Regions from separate parts of the Homo sapiens genome. Here regions 1, 3, 4 and 5 are each linked to region 2. The links are chromatin contacts, found by Hi-C or POLR2A ChIA-PET in ENCODE. All regions are on one chromosome and are shown on one strand. Each heading gives the region's core, a stretch centred on a gene start or an enhancer-like site at or near the end of the contact. The rest is flanking DNA. Distances are from core to core; before and after follow the strand shown. Region 1 holds the start of PIK3CD (phosphatidylinositol-4,5-bisphosphate 3-kinase catalytic subunit delta). Region 2 holds the start of PGD (phosphogluconate dehydrogenase). Region 3 holds the start of LINC02606 (long intergenic non-protein coding RNA 2606). Region 4 holds the start of TMEM201 (transmembrane protein 201). Region 5 overlaps CLSTN1 (calsyntenin 1).

Region 1 (2,700 bases), core at 42-2,541, 750 kb before region 2:
CAAAACAACAAAAAACAAACAAAAAAACATGAAAATCAGCTGGGTGTCGTGGCGTGTGCCTGTAATCCCAGCTACTTGGGAGGCTGAGGTAGGAGAATTGCTTGAACCCAGGATGCAGAGATTGCAGTGAGCCGAGATGGCACCACTGCATTCCAGCCTGGACAACAGAGCAAGACTGTCTCAAAAAAAAGAAAAGAAAAAAGAAAAAGAAAGAAAAGAAAAGAAAAAAAGGAATAGAGGCTTGGGATCCTGGGGAGGTGGTACACAAGTTAAGGGAGAGTGAGGGGAGAGAGGGTAAGGTGAATGAAGCTTGTCTTCTTATGCGGATAAAATTTCTCAGGTAAGAAAAGTTAGCTCTGAGCAGCCCTCCGCCTGATACTAATACTTTACCAATGGAGATTTTCCTTTTCTTTTCTGTTTTTGAGACAGGGTCTCACTTTGTTTCCCAGGCTGGAGTGCAGTGGTGCCATCATGGATCACTGCAGCCTCCATTTCCCTGGCTCAAGCCATCCTCCCACCTCAGCCTCCCGAGTAGCTGGGACTACAAGGTGTGCACCACCACGACTGGCTAATTTTTAATTTTTTTGTAGAGACGGGGGTTTCCCTATGTTGCCCAGGCTGGCTTGAATTCCTGGGCTCAAGTGATCCTCCCGCCTCGGCCTCCCAAATTGCTGGGATTGCAGGAGTGAGCCACAGTGCCAGGCCTGGAGATTTTCTTTATAGATAGAAATCATTTTACAAAAGGACAGCTTTTCAGATCTACTCCTGTGCCTGCAGTTTCTAAGAATAATCCCTTCAAAATATGGCGAAGAAGTATATTTTGGGGTGGCACACGCTGGTCTCCCATAGTCACATTTTGGGTGTGTGTCCTGAGCCCCAACACTGGTCACCTCGCAATGGCGCTTGGGGTCCCTGGGTGCCTAGAGCTGCAGGTTACCCCCTCTTCTTCTCCTGCTCTCAGCCTTTCTCCCGCTCCTGCTGAAATTCTTTCCTGCGTGAAGGCGGAGCGCTTAAAGGCGCCTAGGACCTTTATTTCGTTGTTTTCCTTTGCATAAAAAGAAAACTTGTTTTGTAGAAGGGCAAGCAAGGTGCAGCTTCCAGAGGCACCTGGGATGATGCCCCTCTAGCGGTAGGCGAACTGGGGAGTGTGGGCGGCGGGGGAAGGCGAGGCCCTGGAGGACCTGTTGTTTTTCCTGTTGCAAGTGAAAAGGAAACAAAGTGGGAAGTGGAGTGTGCGGGTTGGCGGCAGGCGGGGCGCCCCGGCGCGCCCCGCCTCCCTCCCTCGAGGCTCACTCGCGCCCAGCGCAGTCGCTCCGAGCGGCCGCGAGCAGAGCCGCCCAGCCCTGCCAGCTGCGCCGGGACGGTAAGCGATCGCCGCTGGCTGCGTCAGGGGAGGTGGGAAGAGGACCGCGGCCAGGGGCTTTGGGAGCTGCGGCTGCGCTCGGGGGCGCGGGGCTGGCTGGCGGGCGTCTCTCCGGCACACACAGCCCGTGCGCCCTGGCCCTGGGCGCCTCCCCGAGTCTAGCGAGCCGGGTCCTGGGAGCCCCGGGGGCCGGGCTGCTGGGACCTGGGCGGGGGCTGCCCTAGAGGCCCGGGGCCGTCCCCCGTGGGCCCGCCGAGAGGGGCGTGCGCAGCTCCCCGGCGCCTGCACTGCGCGCCTTGCCCGCCTGGCCCGGCAGCGGGGTTTCAGCTGCGCTCACAGCGGCGGTGCGGCCTCCGGTGCGCCGGCTGAGGCGCGAGGATACTGGAAGCGCTCAGCGCGTGCGCCCGCTCCGAGCGCTGACTAGAGGACCAGGGGCCTCCTCTGTACGGCAGCGGGGTCCACAGAGAGCGCGCTGGTGATGTCGCCCGAGTGCCCTGGCGCGGAGAGAGGGCTGCGCACAGTTCGCCGGCGCCCGGGTCCTGTGCGCCCTTCCCAGCCTGGGCAAGTGGGGAGCGGGGCTGCAGAGGGGCCGGGGTGGAAGTTTTCGGGGCTTCCTCCCGGCTCGTGGACCCGCGCCCCGCCTCCCAGTCCCGGGCCTCCCGCGTTGCTCGCCGCGTTTGCTGCAGCGGCGCAGGCGAGATCAGCTCCGGATCTGCGGCCGAGCCGGGGTTACGCCGGCAAAACCGCCCCCAGCTTTGCATTTCCGGACTTTTTAAAAAAATACTCTTACCCGTAATTCAGCCTGAATGAGGCTTTTTAAAAAAATCGAGTTTCCTGTTTTTATTTAGGCTTCCTCATTTGCACCTCCTCCTTTGAGGTAGAGAAGAGGGGAACTGGGACGACCTTTCGTGGGCACCAGGATGGGGGCGTTGCAGGGCGGGGAGACGGGGGTCCAGAGAACCGGGGAAGGGCCGCTGGGAGGTCCCGAAAAGTGCGCTGTGGGTGGGGCGAGGGTGAAGCAGGTAGGGGCGAGATTTCCGGGGTCGCGGGTGGGGGGCGCCCTGGAGCGGCCAAGGTGCAGGGTCCTCGCGTGGCACCCTTGGGATCTGCCCAGTTTGCGGATGGAGCGCGGGGCTGATCGGGCAGGTCTCACTTGTGCAGGTGTTCCCTGGAAGGTGGGACCTGCAGATCTTGAACCCCACCAGACTCCATCAAGGGGGCTTCTTCCCGCCGATTCCTGAGAAGTCCTACCTCTGAGATGCTGGGCACAGCCGCACGTGGATGTGGGCGGGTGTGCCGTGGGTTGGAGTGGGAAGGGGCAATTATTCCTCTCTCAG
Region 2 (2,876 bases), core at 286-2,785:
GAAGATTGCTCGACCTCAGGAGTTCAAGGCTGCAGTAAGCTATGGTCATGCCACTGCACTCCAGCCTGGGCAACAGAGCAAAGACCTGGTCTTTATAAAAATTAAAAACCGGCCGGGCACAGTGGCTCACACCTCTAATCCCAGAACTTTGGGAGGCTGAGGTGGGTGGATCACTTGAGGTTAGGAGTTCGAGACCAGCCTGGCCAACATGGTGAAACCCTGTCTCTACTAAAAATAAAAACATTAGCTGGGCATGGTGGCACACACCTGTAGTCCCAGCTACTTGGGAGGCTGAGGCAGGAGAATCGCTTGAACCTGGGAGGTGGAGGTTGCAGTGAGCCCAGATCGCGCCACTGCCCTCCAGCCTGGAGACACAGCCAGACTCCATCTCAACAATGACATCAAAAAAAGGCCGGGCACGGTGGCTCACGCCGGTAATCTCAGCACTTTGGGAGGCCAAGGCGGGCGGATCACGAGGTCAGGAGTTTGAGACCAGCCTGGCCAAGATGGTGAAACCCCATCTCTACTAAAAATACAAAAATTAGCTGGGCGTGGTGGCGGGCGCCTGTAATCCCAGCTACTTGGGAGGCTGAGGCAGGAAAATTGCTTGAACCCGGGAGGCGGAAGGTGCAGTGAGCTGAGATCACACCACTGCATTCCAGCCCGGGCGACAGTGCGAGACTCCGTCTCAAAAAAAACAAAAAAAATCTAAAACTCAAACTTCTGAATAACAATTTCCTCCTAGCAAGAAGGGACTCAGTAAGATAAGAAGCGCTGCTTGGCTACTTTGCAAATGTCTGGCTTAAGATGGCTGGTTTTTTGTATCTGCCTCTGCATTTAACCTGGTCCATCTCGCGGGTCACATAGCCTCTACAAAATGAGAAGGGGTTCAATACCGTTAACTCCGGGCCTGGGTAAAAGACTCAAGTCCTGACCCCATCATACTCCAACCAATACATACCCCGCCTGCGCTGTCTGCGCCTGGGTCTCTTCAACCGCAGTGAGCGGTCGCACGGCTCCACATCAGGGTCGCCCTGAGGCTCAGCCTTCCCCGGCCCCATTCCGAGTGCGCACAGGACTGAACGAGCACGCCCGGTCCCTGCTCCGGAGCGGAGGACACGACGCGGACCCGCACGGTGCACCGCAGTGACCTGAGGAAGGAGCGACGGGCGCTCGCGCCAAAGGCGTCCGAGTGCCTGGTAAACTGTAAAGCGCGGTCCTGCGTGAGTTGCTATGGCTACAGCTGCGCCAGGCGGACGGCCTGCAGGACCGAGGTGCAGCTGGGACGAGCGGAAAGCTCTGCGCGTGGGCGGGGAGCCCGGAGCCTCGCCGGGGCAATGTCATCTAGGTGCTCGGCGCTCCACTGATCCGGCCCCCGGGGGTGGGCGGGCACGTTTGCCTCGGATGGTCTAACAGGCGTCGGGGAGAGCCAATGGTGTGGCTTCATGGCTCCACCCCCTTCCATTCGATTGGCCGGCGCCGAAAAGCCGGGCGTGAGCGGCCGCAGTTTCTGGAGGGAGCCGCTGCGGGTCTTTCCCTCACTCGTCCTCCGCGCGTCGCCGCTCTTCGGTTCTGCTCTGTCCGCCGCCATGGCCCAGTGAGTGACTCGCCAGGGGCAGCCCGGCTCGGCCTCAGCGGGCGGGGAACTCTTTGGGGGTCGAGATCTCCCTCGTTCTCTCCGACGCCTCCCACCCTGGGGGTCGCCTGAGCTCACTTGGGGCTCTGTGACCCTGGCCCTACGGCGTCTCGGGCCCAGAGCTCCTTCCCTGCGGGCCCGGCCCCCTGCCCTCTCGGCCGCGCAGGCATGGGGCGGGGCGGGTCCCTTCGAGGGCCAGGGAGGAGGCGCGGCCAGGCCTCGCCGAGTCTGCAGGGACACCTGCGGGACGCGTGCCAGCGGGAGCCGGGCGCGAGGGCGGGGCTGGGGGCCGCCTGCCCGGCCGAGGCTCTGCAGCGTGCGCGCCCGGCTTCTGGGGGCCCGCGGGAGGCGCGGAGGAAAGTGCAGACTCCCAGTCACGGCCAAATGTGGAAGGACCGGACCCCTGGGTTGCAGCGCGTCGAGCGGTGCTGACTCTTTCCTTTGTTCTGTTTCTGCCTCTCTAGAGCTGACATCGCGCTGATCGGATTGGCCGTCATGGGCCAGAACTTAATTCTGAACATGAATGACCACGGCTTTGTGGTAAGCGGCGTGGGCGCGTTGTCTTCTCTCTGGTTCCCGGGCGCTTTAGCCGAGGCCGGCGATAGGTTTGGGAGCTTACGGGTCTCCTGGCCGTGCTTTGCTAATGTGCTCTGTTGCTGCTCGTGGCATTTTTGTATGGAAAGGAGAAGCACCCTGTAGGCGTGGGCGGGCCGATCCCGAACTTAGTCCTGCGGAGTGTGCCTGTGGGTCCGTGAGGTTCACAGCCCGAATGAACGAATTAGTGTCTTAAGTAGAGAAGAAGGGTGCGGGAGGAGAACCCTTGCTGGCTGTGTAGAGCTCTAACTTGATTGCCTGATGAGATCTGGGGAGAGTGAAAATGTTTCTTCTAAATGTTAAAGTGGCTTAGACGCCAGGATGATCAATAACAACAGATAGAGCCTGTTGAACCGGCCAGTTCCTGGATTTGATTTTGAGTCCTAACACGTTGGGTGTGGATTCTACCTGACACACCGGGGGTAGTTGGCCTTCGCCTCGGTTGTCCGCCGTTTTCATCCTACTGAGGTGACATAACTTTACAGTGAGCCTCCCACAGCTGGGGGAAGAAAAGGCAAAGGCAGGTCTGACCTCCCCAGAACTTGGGTTGAATGGAAAGGTCATTGTTACTTTGGCCACAGTCTGAAAGTCTTGTGTGTCCTGGATCTCCTACTCAGGACTTTTGTCCTTCTAGGTCTGTGCTTTT
Region 3 (2,700 bases), core at 198-2,697, 970 kb before region 2:
GTGCAGGAGGGTTCAGAAGTCACCCCAGCTCATACAGCGCCTAAGGAGCAGGGCCAAGGTTCAATTCAAACCGAATCCCAGCCTCATGCTAGATCTTAGTTCACACTTCATTCTTTCAATGAGCATTTATAATCTAAACTGTACCTAGCAAACAGGTGGGACTTCAATGTTTCTTGAATTAACCACCTAAATGTGCCATGATGTCAGAGACAGATGTCATCCTCACTGTAGCCCCCAGGTTCAGCACAGTATCCAGGAAAGAATGGGTGCTTGTAGTCCCAGCTACTCGGGAGGCTGAGGCAGGAGAATTGCTTGAACCCGGGAGGCAGAGGTTGCAGTGAGCCGAGATCTCGCCATTGCACTCCAGCCTGGTTGACAGAGCAAGACTCTGTCTCAAAAAAAAAAAAAAAAAAAAAAAGCATAGGTGCTTAATCAATGTCAGCCAATGAATACGTAAAGGAATTCTAAGTTTTAGAACAGTGATACTTTATTTTTCTTTGTTTGTTTGTTTGTTTTTGTTTCTTTTGAGCCGGAGTCTCACCGTCGGTCAGGCTGAAGTCCAGTGGTGCCAGCTCGACTCACTGCAACCTCCACCTCCCGGGTTCAAGCGATTCTCCTGCCTCAGCCTCCGGAGCAGCTGGGATTACAGGCGTGCACCACCACGCCTGGCTAATTTTTGTATTTTTAGTAGAGACGGGGTTTCACCATGTTGGCCAGGCTGGCCTCAAGTGATCCGCCCAACTCGGCCTCCCACAGTGCTGGGGTAACAGGTGTGAGCCACCACGCCTGGCCGATACTTCATTTTTCTGGAGGTCATTTACTTAGTAAGGCCAACTGGATCCTGGCTAAAAATGTGAAAGAAGACAGAAAGAGTCACGAGCAGTGAACAAAAGTCACGGGTCCTAGCACGTAAAAGCTCAAGTACTTGATTCAAAGCCGAAATTCTCAGGTCCTCAGTTGTAGCCTGGTTACCCTTACAAACACCAGTGCTAAAGAGCACGGTTACTAATCTTTCCAGGACACAAGATTTGAAAGCATCTGTTTCGAAGGGAGATGACCTGCTAGAGGAAGCTTGCGGGCAACAGCAAATTGGGAGTTCGACTAGCACTTTCAGACTGGGATGCAACGAAGAACTCGCCAGCAGAGGTAAGAGATGGGCAAGATGAAGAGAATGAACTCTGATTCTCGGATATCTGCCCGCAAGGTGGCTCCGAGAAAGCCAGCGGGAAACTGCAGCATCGCGGAGGACTTCTCTAGTTCAGGTTAAAGAGACAGCAGCCAGAGGGAGCCGACCTCAAACCCAACTCCCGACAGCAACCTTGAGGCCACCCGAGGTGGCGCATGCGCAGTGTGCGAGGTAGTGCTCTTCCTACCTGCCGACCTGCGGAGCCTTCTTACTGAGCAGGGCTTACGTCACGCAAGCGCCGCGGGTGTGTGACGTCATCTGAGAGCGCCACGCGCGGTCCCGAAAACCTGAGCACCCTCTGGCTAAGGCGTTGCTGTAGAGACGGTGCGCCAGCCCCGCCCCCGAGGCGGGATTGGAGGAAAACTGGACAGCTGACAAGGGTGACGTTTCGAAAGCGCGCGGGAGGCCGTGCTGGGACGCAGAGCCCGAAAACCTATTTGAGGGGCGTCTTGACCGAAGGTGCTAAATATCACATGTCCCCATTAAAGTAAAAATGCAAACTGCCCTAATCGGATTTCGTGTAAGGCAGGAGGGCTGGGAAGACTTAAATGTATCACTTCAGTAGTTTAGGGGTGGGAAGAAGAGTTTGGACCAGACTGGTGCCGGGATAACCTGACCTTTTTGAGCCTTAACTTCTTCTCGAAGGGATCGTTCCCATCAGCATATAAACATGTAATTTCCCCCTTCCTGAGAACCCTGTGGTGGCTCCAGCTCCCACCCCATCCCTTCGCTTTCTGAATACCGTAACTCCTTGGAAGAGTGTATATATTCTTTGTCCAGCTCTCTCCTCCCACTCTGTTGAACTCCCTCCAGCCAAACTCAGTCTCTCCCAAGTCCTCCTCTTACCTGCTCTATCAGCAATTTTTGATACAGTTTATCACCCTCTCCTCCGCAAAACTTTCTTCACTTGGCTTTTGGCAGTGCACACGCTTGTTTTTCTCCTCCATCCCTGCCCCACCTTCTCTGTTTCTTTTGCTAGCCTCTCCTCTTTTTCCTGACCTCTAAATGTATCAGTACCCCCAGCACTGGCTCCTTGGACTTCTCTTTCTTTTCGCTTAATCTCTTGATGATTTCATCGGGTTTCATGGCTTTAAAGACTATGTGCTGATGACTCCCCTCCTTATAGCTCCAGCCTGGAATTCATCCTCAAGAAAAATCCTTCTGGCTTCTCAGGCTGTAAACTTAGAGTTCTTCATCCCGTGTCAAATCTGTCAGCAGATCCTATTGGCTTTTCTTTTTTCCCCAGAATCCGGTATCCACTAACAGCATCTTAGACCAAGCCCCCATCTCTCACCTGGATTATTGTAATTGCCTAGCTGGTCCTTCCTCTGCTCCCACCCCGTCAGTCTGTGTTTACATAACAACCTCAGTAATTCTGTTAAAAGTCATATCATGTGCCTCCTCTGTGCAAAAACTACCAGGCCTCCTGTCTCAGAGTAAAAGCCAAACCTTTACCATGGCTAGAAGTGTTCCACACGGCCAGGCCTCTGTTCTAGACCTTTCCTTTCTTGTCT
Region 4 (2,895 bases), core at 292-2,791, 810 kb before region 2:
GACCAGGTTTCACCATGTTGGTCAGGATGGTCTCCAGCTCCTGACCTTGTGATCCGCCTGCCTCGGCCTCCCAAAATGCTGGAATTACAGGCGTGAGCCACCATGTGCCCGGCCTGCATGTTGCTTTTTTGTTGTCGTTTTTGTTTTTTCAGAAGGAGTCTCCTGTCACCAGGCTGGAATGCAGCGGCACAATCTTGACTCGTTGCAACCTCCGCCTCCCAGGTTCAAGCGATTCTTGTGCCTCAGCTTCCCGAGTAGCTGGGATTACAGGTGTGCACCACCACGCCCGGCTAATTTTTGTATTTTCAGTAGAGATGGGGTTTCACCATGTTGCCCAGGCTGGTCTTGAACTTCTGACCTCAGGTGATCCGCCCGCCTCGGCCTCCCAAAGTGCTGGAATTACAGGTGTGAGCCACCGCGCCCTGCCTGCATGTTGCTTTTTAAAAACAATGTATCATCCATCTATGCCAATAACTCCAGATCTGGCTTTCTTTTCTTTTCTTCCTTTCTTTCTTTCCTTCTTTCCTTCCTTCTTTCCTTTCTTCCTTCCTTCCTTCTTTCTCTCTCTCTCTCTTTCCTTGCCTTTCCTTTCTTTTTTGAGAAGGAGTCTCGCTTTTGTCGCCCAGGCTGGAGTGCAGTGGCGCGATCTCGGCTCACTGCAAGCTTCGCCTCCCGGGTTCACGCCATTCTCCTGCCTCAGCCTCCCGAGTAGCTGGGACTACAGGCGCCCGCCACCACGCCCGGCTAATTTTTTGTATTTTTAGTAGAGAGGGGGTTTCACCGTGTTAGCCAGGATGGTCTCGATCTCCTGACCTCGTGATCCGCCCGCCTCGGCCTCTCAAAGTGCTGGGATTACAGGCGTGAGCCACCGCGCCCTGCCTGGATCTGGCATTCTTTCTAATGGTTGCATTATGTTCCGAACTATGGCTGTCCTATGATTTATTCAACCATGTCCCTATCCGTGGATGATCGTGTTTCTAAAAAGCTAGTTTTTCAACCATTAGAGCGGCTCAAGGAGCTGCTAAACAGCACTGGGCGCATAGGCTGGGTTTGACTAGACAGGATTAGCGAGGGGGAAAAAGACTAATTACAAGCAGTTGCGTACTCTGGAGATGCTCCCCTTAGCAGAAGCTCGGTGGACTGTCTGCAGCCAGACCTCCGGGCCTGGCGGCTGGCGCGGGAGGCAGAAGGCGGGGCTTTCCTACAGGGCTCCGTGCCCCGCCCTCCCCGCGCCGCCTTCCACCTCCGGCCGCGCGGGGGCGCTCCCCGGCCGGCTCTGTCGCTTCCGCCGCCGCCCCGCCCACCCGGGCTCACCCCTCGTCCCGATTGGCTGCGCGACGGGAGCGCGCCGAGTCAGGGGGCGGGCCCGCGCCCGCTACAAAGCGGCGAAGGTCACGGCGCGAGGAGGCGCGCGTCGCCGCCCCGCGTCCCGCCTGCGGCCCGCGCCCCCGGCGTCACCGCCTCCTGCCCGCCTGCCCGCCTGCCCGCCTGCCCGCCTACCCGCCTACCCGCCTACCCGCCTACCCCCCTGCCGGCCTGCCGTCCTTCCACGCGGAGAGCCATGGAGGGAGTGAGCGCGCTGCTGGCCCGCTGCCCCACGGCCGGCCTGGCCGGCGGCCTGGGGGTCACGGCGTGCGCCGCGGCCGGCGTGTTGCTCTACCGGATCGCGCGGAGGTGAGTGCATGGTTCGGCCCCACGCGGCCCTCTGCGCCGCCCGCCAGGCCCGCCCCCGCGCCGCCCCGGCCCGCTGCCCCCCTCGGCCGGGACCCGGGCTGCCCGCGGGCGCGCGGAGACCCCCGGCGCGCGCCGCCGCCCCCCGAGACCGGGTTGAGACTGCAGTCGGGAAGCGGCTGCGGAGTCGAGTGGAGCGGCGGGGACTCCGGGAACGTGGGGCGCGGGCGAGAGCGCCGCGCGGGGGCCACAAACTTCCTCCGGGAGCCGCGGGGGGCTGGAGCCGGTGCGCACGGGCCGCCCCTGCCCTCAGCCCCGTGCTGGGCCCCGGTGCACGGCGATGCTGGCGATCGCGGCTGGCGGTTGCTGCTCGGCATGTGACGTCCCGGGCGTTTTTCTACACGCCTCGCATCCGCGCGTTTCAGAGCCACAGCCCCTGCTTACGCTAGAGCAGCTGAGGGACAGGGAGGCTCAGTAACTTGCTGTTAATGAGAGGAATCATGGTTTGAGCCGATGGAATCTGCAGGGCAGACCCCGAGGCTGGGCTGCCTCCCAGAGGTGGGCAAGGCCTGAGATGCCTCCAAACAGTTCAAGACGGGCCGGGGCCACCCTCCTCCCTGCCCGGCTCACGGGCCATGCGGGCCCCCGGGTTCAGATCCGGCCTCTTTCATCGGCCTCCATCGCCAGGCATAAAAGCTTAGTGGCCTGTTGCTTCAGCAGAGCCTCGCAGGTAGCTTACTGTTTCTCCACTTGATCCACCTTTCCAGAGGGCAGGGGGGAAAGTGGGGTTGTGAGAACATCCTAGAAAGAGTGGATGGGTTTGCAGCTTCGGCAAGGGATGCAATGAGCTCACACCCTTAGGAAAAAGGGGAGAAGGGACTTGCCCACTCAGCAGCAAGTGGCAGAGCTGGGGTTTGAACCCTGATCGTCTGGCTGGTCTGTTTGTTCTTCCTTAACACATACCGGTGCTGCTTCTCTCCTCCAGGGGGGAAACGGGGAAAAAGAAGTACAGGTGGTTGAGTCACAGAGGCTTCCCAGAGGAGGAAGGCATGGGAGGGACATCAGCTGTGTCTGGAGGATGGGCCAGATGTGACTGAGGAGGGTAGCTGGGGATTGAGTGACCCCAGCCCAGAGGTCCCTGACAACCCAAGTCTCTCCATGTCGGTTTCTGCTGGATTCCTGGAAGTTGAGCATCTGCAGGACCAGCTTGTCCAAGCCGGTGGT
Region 5 (2,700 bases), core at 132-2,631, 600 kb before region 2:
CAGGCTGCGTGTGATGGCTCGCACCTGTAATCCCAGCACACTTTGGGAGGGCGGGGCAGGAGGATCACTTGAGCCCAGGAGTTTGAGCCCATTCTGGCAACAAAGTGAGACCTCATCTCTTACTAAATCAAAATAAATTAGCCAGACATAGTGGTGCACGCCCATGGTCCCAGCTACTCAGGGAGCAGAGATGGGAGGACCACTTGAGCCCAGGAGGTCGAGGATCCAGTGAGCCCTGATCGTGCCACTGAACTCCAGCCTGGGTGACAGAGCAAGACCCTGTCTCAAAAAAGAAAAAAATACATAAATTTTAAAAATTGGAGACACAGGCAAATACACAAGGAATCACAATTTACAGAGCAGAAACCTCCATGGGAACCGGTGCCAGGGTAGGAAAACCTAAGCTGTAATCGACAAACTGCTGGAGTTCAATGTGCAGAACTCTGAGAGTTAAAAATTCCAGGGAGCCGGGCGCGGTGGCTCACGCCTATAATCTCAGCACTTTGGGAGGCAGAGGCGGGTGGATCACGAAGTCAGGAGATCGAGACCATCCTGGCTAACACGGTGAAACCCCGTCTCTACTAAAAATACAAAAAATTAGCTGGGCATGGTGGCGGGCGCCTGTAGTCCCAGCTACTTGGGAGGCTGAGGCAGGAGAATGGTGTGAACCCGGGAGGCAGACTATGCAGTGAGCCGATATCGCGCCACTGCACTCCAGCCTGGGCAACAGAGCAAGACTCCATCTCCCAAAAAAACAAAAAAAAAATGCCAGGCGCGGTGACTCACGCCTGTAATCCCATCACTTTGAGAGGCCGAGGCAGGCAGATCATGAGGTCAAGAGATCCAGACCATCCTGGCCAACATGGTGAAAACCCGTCTCTACTAAAAATACAAAAATTAGCTGGGCGTGCTGGTGGGTGCCTGTAGTCCTAGCTGCTTGGGAGGCTGAGACAGGAGAATCATTTGAACCCGGGAGGCGGAGGTTGCAGTGAGCCAAGATCGTGCCACTGCACTCTAGCCTGGGTGACAGAGCAAGACTCCGTCTCAAAATAAACAAACAAACAAAAAACCACACATAAATGTAACACGTGGATCAACAAAGAAATATCGAGGAGTTTTAAAATGTTTTGAACTAAATGAAAAAGAAAATATAATTTATCAAAATGTGTGGGATGTAGTGAAAGCAGTGCTTAGTGGAAAACTTAAGCATTTAATACATATATTAGAAAAAAAGAAAGAGCTAAAATCAATCATATAAGCTTCAACCTTAGGAAACTAGAAAAAGATCAGCAGATTAAATACAAAGAGAGCAGAAGAAAATGAAATAAAAACTGAAACAAAAATCAATAAAACTGAAAACAGGAACTCAATAGAGAAAACCAACAAAACCAAAAGCTGGTTTTTTGAAAAGATCAATAAAACTGATAAGCCTCTAGCCAGGCTAACTATGAAAAAAAAAGAGAGAAGACACAAATTCCTAGTATCAGAAATGAAAACAGGAACACCGCTATAAGACCCCATGGATTAAAAAGATACATAAAGGGGCTGGGCATGGTGGTTCACGCCTGTAATCCCAGAACTTTGGGAGGCCGAGACAGGAGGATCACGAGGTCAGGAGATCAAGACCATCCTGGCTAATACAGTGAAACCCCGTCTCCACTAGAAAAAAAAAAAAAAAAAAAAAAATTAGCTGGGTGTGGTGGCAGGCGCCTGTAGTCCCAGCTACTCAGGAGGCTGAGGCAGGAGAATGACGTGAACCCAGGAAGCGGACCTTGCAGTGAGCCATGATCGTGCCACTGCACTCCAGCCTGGGCGACAGAGTGAGATTCCATCTCAAAAAAAAAATAAAAATAAAATAAAATAAATAAATAAGAAAAAAAAATACAAAAAAAATTGGCCAGGAGTGTGGTGGCATGCTCCTGTAATCCCAGCTATTCAGGAGGCTGAGGTAGGAGAATAGCTGGAACCTGGGAGGCGGAGGCTGCAGTGAGCCGAGATTGCACCATTGCACTCCAGCCTAGACAACAGAGTGAGACTCAGTCTCAAAAATAAATAAATAAATAAATAAGAGGCTGGGTGCGGTGGCTCACACCTGTAATCCCAGCACTTTGGGAGGCCGAGGCAGATGGATCACCTGAGATCAGGAGTTCGAGACCACCCTGACCAACATGGAGAAACCCCAACTCTACTAAAAATACAAAATTAGCTGGGCATGGTGGCAAGCACCTGTAATCCCAGCTACTTGGGAGGCTGAGGCAGGAGAATCACTTGACCCAGGCGGCGGAGGTTGCAGTAAGCTGAGATCGTGCCATTGCACTCCAGCCTGGGAAACAAGAGCGAAACTCCATCTCAAAAGTAAATAAATAAGAAATATTATGAACAACTCTATGCCTAAAAATTTGATAACCTAGATGAAATTTATCAATTCCCTGGAAGATACAATCTGCCAAAACTCACCCAAGAAAAAGCAAACAATCTAAATAGACCTGTATCTCTTAGAGAAACTAAATCAACAATTAATAACCTTCCAAAACGAAAAGTACCAGACCCAGATGGGTTCACTGGTGAATTGTACCAAACATTTAAGGAAGAAATTACACCAATTCTCTACAGAAGCAAAGGGAATACTTCCTAACTCATTCTGTGAGGTCACCATTATTGTTCGTTTGTTTTTGTTGAGACAGAGTTTCGCTCTTGTTG

Evidence for each region. A loop is a pair of places that touch in the nucleus more often than their neighbours do. ChIA-PET counts read pairs that join two places held with the same protein, here RNA polymerase II (POLR2A). Pooled maps may share reads with other maps.
Region 1: a pooled map shows a loop between it and region 2 (5-fold over the local background). The contact joins the promoter of PIK3CD here to the promoter of PGD in region 2. A Hi-C loop is called at or near these places in 4 of 50 pooled maps. POLR2A ChIA-PET finds 5 or more read pairs at or near these places in 2 of 52 experiments (Panc1 and activated CD4-positive, alpha-beta T cell).
Region 3: a map of CD8-positive, alpha-beta T cell shows a loop between it and region 2 (33-fold over the local background). The contact joins the promoter of LINC02606 here to the promoter of PGD in region 2. A Hi-C loop is called at or near these places in 2 of 168 maps with a recorded cell type or tissue (CD8-positive, alpha-beta T cell and naive thymus-derived CD4-positive, alpha-beta T cell) and 8 of 50 pooled maps.
Region 4: a loop to region 2 is called in a pooled map, with 8 times the contacts of the local background. The contact joins the promoter of TMEM201 here to the promoter of PGD in region 2. A Hi-C loop is called at or near these places in 8 of 50 pooled maps. POLR2A ChIA-PET finds 5 or more read pairs at or near these places in 2 of 52 experiments (A673 and WTC11).
Region 5: a pooled map shows a loop between it and region 2 (4-fold over the local background). The contact joins the enhancer-like site here to the promoter of PGD in region 2. A Hi-C loop is called at or near these places in 2 of 50 pooled maps. POLR2A ChIA-PET finds 5 or more read pairs at or near these places in 2 of 52 experiments (activated B cell and activated CD4-positive, alpha-beta T cell).

What each region holds. Positions count from the first base shown.
Region 1 is chr1:9,650,440-9,653,139 of GRCh38, forward strand. PIK3CD (phosphatidylinositol-4,5-bisphosphate 3-kinase catalytic subunit delta) reads left to right here and starts at 1,292. Exons shown (of 24, transcript NM_005026.5): 1 at 1,292-1,363. It overlaps PIK3CD-AS1 (PIK3CD antisense RNA 1), which reads right to left. Exons shown (of 2, transcript NR_027045.1): 2 at 2,171-2,700. RefSeq lists a silencer at 1,205-2,094 and an enhancer at 2,275-2,344.
Region 2 is chr1:10,397,529-10,400,404 of GRCh38, forward strand. It overlaps PGD (phosphogluconate dehydrogenase), which reads left to right and starts at 1,536. Exons shown (of 13, transcript NM_002631.4): 1 at 1,536-1,597; 2 at 2,101-2,176; 3 at 2,865-2,876. The coding sequence starts at 1,590. RefSeq lists an enhancer at 924-1,233 and silencers at 1,714-2,033, 2,126-2,302.
Region 3 is chr1:9,427,549-9,430,248 of GRCh38, forward strand. It overlaps LINC02606 (long intergenic non-protein coding RNA 2606), which reads right to left and starts at 1,448. Exons shown (of 2, transcript NR_104622.2): 1 at 1,374-1,448. RefSeq lists enhancers at 181-815, 1,314-1,543, 1,604-1,693.
Region 4 is chr1:9,587,370-9,590,264 of GRCh38, forward strand. TMEM201 (transmembrane protein 201) reads left to right here and starts at 1,542. Exons shown (of 11, transcript NM_001130924.3): 1 at 1,542-1,674. The coding sequence starts at 1,562. RefSeq lists silencers at 1,138-1,547, 1,558-1,757, 1,918-1,987.
Region 5 is chr1:9,798,895-9,801,594 of GRCh38, forward strand. All of the region lies in intron 1 of CLSTN1 (calsyntenin 1), which reads right to left. Among named protein-coding and RNA genes, the nearest start is that of CLSTN1, 24 kb to the right of the region's middle. Within about 2 kb of position 1,382, at least 4 of the 41 ENCODE cell types and tissues checked have a DNase peak (open chromatin) inside an H3K27ac peak, as active enhancers do.